2 separate regions of the Homo sapiens genome follow, and region 1 is linked to region 2. A link is a loop called in an ENCODE intact Hi-C map of the cell type or tissue named here. Cell type or tissue: heart left ventricle. All regions are shown on one strand.

The links. Hi-C counts contacts between places; a loop is a spot of excess contacts. Peaks named below come from ENCODE experiments on the same cell type or tissue, not always from the same donor. Only the 100,000 strongest peaks of a DNase experiment are listed, where the experiment ranks them.
Region 1: it touches region 2 in a loop (2.3-fold over the local background); 23 of 110 quality-filtered maps call a loop at or near these places.

The regions. Positions count from the first base shown.
Region 1 is chr5:113,050,946-113,055,945 of GRCh38, forward strand. It overlaps MCC (MCC regulator of Wnt signaling pathway), which reads right to left. Exons shown (of 19, transcript NM_001085377.2): 15 at 2,780-3,014. Among named protein-coding and RNA genes, the nearest start is that of DCP2, 77 kb to the left of the region's middle. In heart left ventricle, no CTCF peak of the experiment used is centred here; a DNase peak (open chromatin) is centred at 2,869; H3K27ac peaks cover 252 bases.
Region 2 is chr5:113,328,760-113,333,759 of GRCh38, forward strand. The region is part of intron 3 of MCC (MCC regulator of Wnt signaling pathway); the gene reads right to left. All of the region lies in intron 2 of LOC124901045 (a long non-coding RNA gene), which reads left to right. Among named protein-coding and RNA genes, the nearest start is that of TSSK1B, 100 kb to the right of the region's middle. In heart left ventricle, a CTCF peak has its summit at 1,988 (motif pointing left); no DNase peak of the experiment used is centred here.

The sequences.
Region 1 (5,000 bases), 280 kb before region 2:
AGACACTAGGAAACTTCCTTTCTGGAGATGTGACAAGTAAACTTGTCATCTCTCAGGCTCTGTGTGGGAAAAGAAAGAAAAATCTCTTTCCAGGAATTAAACCTCAAGCTTGTGTCATGTGTAGGTGTGGTACAGGAATCCAGAGCCAAGAACTTAATAACAACTAGTCCTAAACCTCAGAAACTGATGAGTCCCAACAGATCTAAACATAGAACCACTCTGTAGGGACATCTGCAACCCAGGATCCTCAGGGCCCCACGGAAGACAGTTTCCACAGAGGATGAGCTGGTGCTTGCATTCTCTCCCCCTACCCCCACCACCGAGGAAATGAGAATGAATCAGCACTGACGAAGAATGAGCGGATGCAAAAAGTAAGAGTCAGCATTTACAAGAAGCAGAAATAACAATGTGCAAAACTAGAAAATAAAGATTTAAAACAAAGTGATACAGGAGTCATAATGAAGGGATAAGATGTTCAAAAAGGAAGAGAAGGCCAGGCCTGGTGCCTCACATCTGTAATCCCAGCACTTTGGGAGGTTGACCTGGGTGGATGACTTGAGCCCAGGAGTTTGAGACTGGCCTGGGCAACAAAGTGAGACCCTGTTTCTACAAAAAAATAAACTTAAAAAGTCAGCTGGGTAGGGCAGTGCATTCCTGTAGTCCCGGCTACTCGGGAGGCTGAGGCAGGAGGATCACTTCCAGCCCAAGGGCGAGGCTATAGTGAGCCATGACTGTGTCACTGCACTCCAGCCTGGGTAACACAGTGAGACCCTGTTTCAAAACAACAAACAAACAAACAAACAACAACAAAAAGAAGAATGGATTTGAAAAGGAACCAAGCACATCATCTAGAAATGAAAAGGTATTACAAAAACAGAAATTTGAATTTCTCAGCAGTTGGATCCTAGAAACTGGTGAAAATCCAACGTAACCTGCTGGATAATGGATTTGGTATGGGTGAGCACACATCCCCAAGCAGACTGGGAGGGACTCAGAGGAAAAGGGGACGGCTCTGATATTTAGCCTTCAAGAAAGTCATAGGGAACCAAGCCAGAATGCTAGCAATGGCTGCCCTGGATCATGATATTATGGATTGTTCTCCTCCCAGCTTTTCTACTTTTTTAGAAAATTTCTAAGATCAGTACACATTTTATTTTCAAGTGGCAAAGGGAGTATTAGAACTTTTATTCCAACAAAAATGTCTTTCTTAGGTAGAATACCAGTAAATTTATCACCCCACGTTGGCCAATTTTAAAAAGGAAATCCTTAGTCTTTGGCCAAAAGAAACACAATGTTTGGAACAAATGATGGAAGGGTGGCCTCATAGCTCGTGCCACAGGCTGCAAGCATCTGCAAACAGGGCTCCCAGTTGGGGGAAAAGTCGCTACAATGATGGACCCAAGTCTAGCTCATAAGCAATGAGAGGTGGAATCAGCCAAAGCAGCATGAGGATTCTCTACAGAGAGGTCAGGATGGGAGCTGCGTGGCTTGATGAAGATGAGCCAGTTTGGAAATCATGGGGGTGGGGGTGGGAGGTAAGATTCCTGTATCTGTTACCACTGCCTAGTGTCTTCCCAAACTTCGCCCAGATTCTAGCTCAAGAAGCTCCCAAGGACAGGGCTGTGCTGAGTGAGTCACCCCTGAGGGTGTCAGGATGGCTGCTGTTGCCAGCTCCCCTCCACTCTCCAGAGATGGTGCGACCAGGGGGTTGTTTTTCTCCCTGCTGCGGACAGTACTGATCCTAATAGGAGCCATTAACTCTGCACTGCCACGACCTGCTCTGGCTTGCTAGACTCCAGTTCCTGACCGGTCCTAAACTCAATCTCTGGCTCTCTTCCCCTCCCCGGAGGTCAGGTGGCTGAAAGTCCCAATCCTCCAACACACGCCTGGTCCTTCTGGTGACCAGCCCACATTCTGAAGCTGTCTAGGGCCCACCATAAGTCACCTCATCAGCATCACAAAGACACCCCTAGCTCAGCAAGAAACTCCAAGGGTTTCTCAAACTCTGTCCCAAAACCAAGGACAAATATCAGATATGGTCTTATTTATACCACAGCTGCCTTGTAAGAGCAGGTACCAGGTGAAGGGCTGGTGCCTGGCATTCCACACCAGAAACAGGCAAAGTGATGTCTTGTTGTAGGTATGGCGGTTTAACTACTTCCCAGTAGGGGACACCAGCTTTCCAAGAAAGCTCCCTTCTGTAGAAATACCAGCAGGTAGGTATCTCCACTAGCAGCTGAAGGGCCCAGTGTTTCAGATCCACTGAAACACTGACCTCAACAGCACTGTACACCTTCACTGGAGGGCACTATGGTCTGAGCAGGCTCGACATTGCACCAAAGGTACAGGGTGTCAGGAAACTAGGGCTCTCGGCCAAACTCTACAACTGGCCTCACCCTGTTCTCCCCCTGCCGGAGTTAACATCAGCATCAGCAACCCAAGACATATTTCCAAGCATTCTTGAGATTAGGGGTCAATTTAGATGGACAGAGGCTCCACCCTGCAGAGGTCTGACCTGGCTTCTCTTAGAGGATGAAGGGCTCCAAAGTTGGGCTGGGACACCCTGAGAAATCCCTTAGAAATTCAACTCCCCTGTCCAGAAACACGCAGCCCAAGTGACCCCCAGACATAGTGAAACCAGCTCTGTCTATAAACAAGGGTCTAGCTCTTCTCTGGGCAGGAGGGGTTGATTCCTCCTTATCTGCTGGACCTGCTTTCAGAGGTTGTTTAGATTTCCTCCTGGTGGCAGCCTAGCACATGGGACCCACCCACCACATACCTTCATGGCCATGAGCTCCTGCATAAGCACTGCGTTTTCCAGATCCAGCCTCTGGCTGTCTCCCCGAGGCTTGACGTCATAGCTGAGAGGATCGATGTGGATGCTTTCCAGCTCCAGCATGGTCAGCTTGACCGCAGCCCTGTCATTCTTGAGCTGCTGGATATAATCCTTCAGCCTCTGCTCGTCTTCTTTAGTGAACTCGGTGTCGCAACTACTGGCTGTGGAGCTGGTTGTGCTGAGAAAGAAGAAAAACAAAGACCCACCACCCTGTGTTATTCCAAGTCATGGCAAATAGATCTTTCCTCCTCACTCTTCTCCACATTCCCTCTCCCCAGTGTTATTTAGATGGTAATCCAAAAATCAGTTTTCTTCACAGCATAGGAAAATGATACCACCTTTTAGGAAAGAATTAAGTATGAAGAATAACAAATGCTTACACTCCTTGACGCAACACTGTGGACTCTAGAAATGAATTTCTAAGGAAATAATTCCACAGAAGCAAAAAGATACACATACAAAGGAACATAATCTAAAATACAGTTTAGTGATTTATCACACCTATCAAAAGGAGGGAAATCATGTGGACATTACAGTGATAATTGTAATAAGTGAAATTATAGTGATATCGACAATGGTGGTGATATTTTGAGGACATAGGTTAAAAGATATTATATATGTAATAAAAAAGATACTCATGTGGTCAGAACTTAAAAAAGGTATATTTAAGGCAACAAAAGTTGAAGCACAAAACTCCTATGGCATGATCCACAGATGCGTGTCACACCCTCGCACGTGTACGCAGGTGTCCCAGGCTGTGGCAGCCGTCCCTGCGGAGCAGCACCGAAGGGGGCTGTTTTGCTGTGTTTACTTCTGTTGTTTGCAACATGTACCATGAAAAACACAGGGGTGCACAACACAGCAATAACCACTTTGGGAGTAGGGTACCCCCTGGCCTTCACAGGATAGTCTGAGTATAGTGTTCACTATAGGGACTCGGGCTGGCCCAAGGGCCCTTGGCAGCCCAAGGTGAATGGTGACCAGGCAGGGAGCCCCCAGCTGAACCCCAGGCCTGTGGCAGCCCAGGAAGGTTTCTAGGGGACCAAACCACCATGAAAGGGGGAGCACCACTGGAAAACGGAGGCCACGGCTTTCAAGTGGGCTCTGGCCTTTTCCAGCAGTGGGCAGGCTGCTCCCCGTGCCTCCGAATAAGGCCCACTCCACTCGGTTGAGGACTCTGAGGCCAGTGTGCACCGACAGCAGTTTCTCTGCACTTGCACTGGGCCTCCCTAGGGGTGACTCGCCCCTCATGGAACTGGTCTGAAGATGGCAGAGGAAAAAGCAGAGGCCTACTGACCTTGCATCAAAACAGGCCAGGCTGTGTTGTCATGTCTGTTGCTACAGATTTGGAAAGTGAAGCTCAGAGACATCAAGTGGTCAGCCGAGTCATGCGACTGGAAAGAGGTGCAACTAGACTTGGGCCGCAGCCTCGTCCCACAGCCCTGTCCTTGTCCCCAGAATCCTGTAGCTAGAAGCTATACCAGGGGCCACGAGTGATCTCCACAGGCCGCCAGATGCCACAAACCCAGGCCTGCCCTCCTCATCTCACACTGCAAAAGGGTAAGAGCCAGGACCCCAACTCAGTAGCTGTAGTCCCCACAGCCTAGACATGAGTGAGGGCAGGCCCACTCTTGTACATGACACATTGCTACGAAGACAAGGCTTCCGGGGAGAGAAAAGCTGAAGAGAGATGGTGGCTGGAGCTTTGCTGTTCACAGGAGGAAGAGGCTACCCTAGGGCTTGGGGTGGTCTTCAAGTCAGAGAACCCCTTCTAGAATGGGAAACTCCTGAGCACTAGAAACCCTTTGGGGCTGCGTCTCACTCCCTCTGTACCATCAGGACGGGTGGGAAGTCCCTTGGAGATAAGGTAAGCTAGATCAGCCTGACCATTAAACACCATCTCTTCAGAGGCTATGCCCAGTAAGTTCCCACGTCAGCTGGGCTGGGCTATGTGCGCAGTTGCTTGGTCAACCACCAGATTAGGCATTGCTGCGAAGGTGTTTGTTACATGTGATTACCATTAAAATCAAGAGACTACAGGGAGACTGTTTCCATACAGTGAGTGAACCTCGTCTAATCAGAGAGGCCTTAAGGGGAAAGACAGGTCCCCCAAAAGGGAAAAAATTCTTCCTCCAGACAGCTTTCAGACTCAGGATGGCAACAT
Region 2 (5,000 bases):
ATCCAGTCAGTGTGTGTACATGTGTGTTTATGTCCCAGGCTATCCCCAGAACAGTCTGGGGATCATCATTTCTGTTCCAATAGAGGAATAAGACCAGGAACCCATGTCCAGTTCAGATGTGTGAGACAGCACTGCACCCTGTCGAATGGGTCCGAAGAACAAATGATTTCCCAATGACACTGCCTGCAGCATCCCTCCTTCCCTTGGGGGCACATAAATGAGTAGCTACAAACTCAAGCTGTGGAGTCAAACAAACCTGGGTTCACATCTCAGCCTGCTACATGCTCACTTTTTCATGCCAGGCAACCTCTGTAATCCTCAAATTTCTCACGGGTAAATGGGGATCATACCTATATATGCAGCATAAAGTTGTGAGGATTAAGCAAGATAATCTATGCAAAACAAGTGACACAATATGTAGTGTACGGTAAATCCCCAATGAATATTAGCAACACCAAAAGAAATGCAGAGGGAGTTCCTGTCCCTTTGTTGCAGAGGACATGTTGCTATGAGGGTCCAGGTGTTCTTCCTCCCACCCAGGCCTCTAGTTGGGTGAATTGGAAGAAGAGCATCTTATCTCCCACCTGGGCCTAAGAGTAAAGATGGTGAATAAACTATATATATACACACACACACACACACAGAAACATATATCCACACATACATATATACACACATACATATATACATATATGTATACACACATGCATATATACGTATACACACACATATATAAACACAACTGCTGTAGATCTCACAAATGAAAATGCTAATGTCTGCAAGTTCATTCTATACATAACTTTTATAAATCCAGAAAGCCATACAAACTAGTTTCAGAGGATTATCTCTTTCAAAGAAACAGTCCAACAACCAAAAGTAATTAATAATAGATACAATTCTTTATTTAAGGTCTCATACTTCATCAAATAATCTACTGGCATACTTTTTAATGTCCCTTTGCTTTCTCCTCTTGAAATCCATTATACTATCCAACTGCAATGGAACTTCTCTCCTCCCTACCCCATCCACTCACCTCCAGTCCATCCCTTTAGTGTATATAGATCAGCTTAGCCTCTCCTCCAGAAAGCAGGGCTCCCTTCTACTTAGAAGAGGGGCAGGAGAGGAAAACTGAGTGATCTAAAACATAACTGTCCTTGGTGATCATGAAGAAGGGGGCAGCAGTGCAGTCATCTAAGTGACTTTTGCCTCTGTCAAACTAAATTTGGCCTGAATTACATAAGGACAGTTGAGTCCTCATGTAATTAATTGCAGTCTAACTTAGCACATAAACTAACTGAAAGCCTAACTTAGGAGTATAGTTTTGTAACAAATAGCTGAGTCTCAGTCAATCACAGGCAGCCAGCTGATCAGACCATATTCAAATAAGGCAAATGCCAAGCTGTAATCAATCAAGTTTCTGTACCTGACTTTTGTCCTGTCCATAAATGCTGCCGCCCATGTAATGGAGCAGAGCTCTCTGAACCGCTTCTGGTTCTGAGAGCTGAGTGATTCCTGAATCATTCTTTGCTCAGTTAAACTCTGTGAAATTTAATTTGTCTAAACTTATTCTTTTAATACCTCTGCACATACAAAATACAAGAATACATTCCTGTACCTTTTTTCTCCCTCATTCTTAATTCATGACTTTATTTTCAAATACAAAGATGCAAAGATAGAAAACCTTACTACCCCAAAGTAGGAAGTATGTTTCCTATCTCTCCTTTGCCTTTTCTTCAAAAACGCAAAAAGTCATTAAGATGTTAATGCTGAGATAAGTCATTGGAAGAAGGATGGAAAAGAAACTACAAGAAATGATAGACATGGTGCTGCCAAGCAGCTACTCTGTTTTTATAAAATACTTCAGACATAAATGGCATTTGTATTCTGTGACGAAAACCCCTCTTCCCCTCCCCTACACAAAAGGAAAGGCAAAGAAATGCAAAGGAAGTGGTAATTGCCAGGTGTCTAGATATGGGACCACTGCCCTCTAGTGTACTTGAAATTTTTCTAAATCCCTTTATCAGAGATCTTTACCTGAAAGATAGTAGGAAACAGAATAAAACATGAACCTCTGTTGAACTATCCAATAGAATCATTTTAAAAAATACTGTCAATTATTAGGAGAGTGATATGACGGCTTCCTACCACCTCACTATCTGTTGGTGCCAACACTTTCTTCAGGTCCTACACATGGACCTGAACAAGGTTTCAGTCCAACAGATTGCCAAAGGGCAGAAGAAATATTAAAAGTATTTCACAACTAGTGTGGCATACGCACTAGCTAACCAGAACAGATGCCCGGAAGATGCCAGCTGGCAGCAATTCTGCCTCTTCCCTTTGCAGGGCCAGCATTAACCCCTTAGATGCTGAACTGTGGAGAGGTTCTGGGTTCCTGGCAGAGGGACTAGGTAGCCAAGAGAGTAGGGGGTCTGGGACAAAAGCATGTCAATATTTCAACGATCTGTACTGTGGTGTTCTGGCTGAACATTCACTCTGCTAAGAGGATTAGAAGACATCAGAAAAATAAGCCAGTACCGCTGAGCAGAGCAGAAGAGTGACTCAGCGTCCACTAGCAAAGATCTGAAGTAGCTCTTCCTCCCAGCAGCTGTTCCTTCTCTTGCCAATAACCAGGGACATCCTCTAGACCAGGACAGGGGTATAGTAGTGTTAGTAGCGGATGTCAGGAAATCTACCCTACAGTCTTGGTTCTACTACTTTTGTGTGTCCTTAGGTGGATATTTTGATCTGGGCCTCCATATCCCTGTTTTTAAAATAAAAAGGTTAGACTGAAGTTTTTCAAGGATCCTTCTCTCTGTAGGTAGAAATTATTATTTTTTTCATGATCTGCTTTTTTGTTTGTTTTGTTTTGTTTTGTTTTGTTTTGTTTTGTTTTTGAGATGGAGTTTCACTCTATTGCCCAGGCTGGAGTACAGTGGTGCCATCTTGGCTCACTGCAACCTCTGCCTCCTGGGTTCAAGCGATTCTCCTTGCCTCAGCTTCCCGAGTAGCTTCGAGTACAGGCACCCGCCACCACAACCCGGCTAATTTTTGTATTATTAGTAGAGACGGGGTTTCACCATGTTAACCAGGCCGGTCTTGAACTCCTGACCTCAGGTGATCCGCCCACCTCGGCCTCCCAAAGTGTGGGATTACAGGTGTGAGCCACTGCCTCTGACTATGATCTGGTATTTCCAAGTGAATTCTACATACAAGATCATTCAGCATAATTTTTAATGACAATACCACCTTGAGAACTCCTGATGACAACAACGTCATCTTGAGACAGCTCTTAGACTATAAAAAAGTGATCAGTAAATATTTCGAAATCTCCTTGAAAGATCTCATTTCTTTAGAATTTTTTTAGTTTCTATTTCCAAATACTACCCCAAATGTAGCCACTTGTAAGTAACTTTCTTTTTTGATGTTTCCTTTATTTTTTGAGACAATGTCTTGCTATGTTGCCCAGGCTAGGGTGCAGGCATGATCATAGCGCACTGCAGCCTCCAACTTCTGGCCTTAAGCAATCCTCCCACCTCAGCCGCCCAAGCAGTTGGAACTAGAGGTGTGTGCCACCATCCCTGGCTATAAATAAGTATTTTCCTAAGATTTACTTAATTCTTTGAGTTAACTGGCAAGATAATAAAGGTGATTTAAAGAAGGATAGAAGAGGCCAGGGACAGTGACTTACGCCTATAATCCCAGCACTTTGGGAGTCTGAGGTGGGAAGACTGCTTGAGCCCAAGAGGTCAAGACTGCAGTAAGCCAGTGCATTCCAGCATGGGTGACAGAATGAGAACCTGTCTCCAAAAAAAAAAAAAAAAAAAGGAATAGAAGAAACTAGTACATATAAATCCAGTAGAAAAAAATAATGCTGGCATAGGACTGCAAAGTTAGTTACAAAATGGTTGCCGTTTTACTAGGGCCAATAAAATATAACATTTGGGGTTACCTTCCATGCTGGGCAAAAGTAGTTTGTATCTCTACCAAACAAAAGTCATCAGTAACTTACCGATCTTCTGCAAATTAACATCCAAATTTTACAGATTCTAGACTTCAATTAATAGCAAATAGCCAAACAAAGCTACACCTCCTGAAATATCAGCTGATTCTTAGAGGATCTAATACGACTTTGAAAGAGCACCCAGTAATCTTTTTGCTTTATTTCAAAATTTCTGAAAACTCTTCTTAAGAATTTTCAAATCCCTTGACCCTGAAACATCAAGGTAGCAGATCTCAATAAGAGGGAGAATAATAAGGACTGTGGGAACTGAAAAGTGTAAAAACAAACAAAAAAACTCCTCGGTATTTTATGGTTGATATGAAAAAAGGGGGAAACAAACCAAAAACTAATGTGAAACACAAGAAGCTGATCAAGTGTTTAAACCAAAAAGAAGACCTCTGTCTCTCTCACCACTACTACACCAACTCTTATTCACACACCTTTTAAAGATGTTTCTGTATTGGATGAAACGTGTGGATGTGCAGTATTCTCCAAAGTAACCAATAATGTTGTATCAAGTTTCAGTTAATAACGACTATATTAATAATTTTGATCATATAGCAAATGAGCATGATAATACACAGTTTTAATTCGATTTTCAATTCACAGGTGTTAAACCAGCCTAAAGTAAAAAGGCTGCTTGGAGTTTTTGACTGTTGGATACACAGAGGAGCAAAACTTGCTATGTCAGTTTTTTAATTCGCATGATTTTATTTGCACAACTCATGACTTTTTTTCTCCTTTAAAAATGTAAATTACTTTTGCAAAAAAGCATTAAACACAAAATTAAGTCTTAAAATGGGCAAAGTTGAAGCCAAGTCATCCAAAGGAAAAGACAGCCTTGAGCAGCAGGGTGCAGAATACAGACATTACCATCTTCATCTGCATAGAAATGAGTCTGACTGTGTTTACAGCTTCATCATTTGAAATGTTACAGAAAAACTCATGAAACAGTGCACTTCCCCACAGATAGCTGGTATGTTAGATAACTAAATGCACA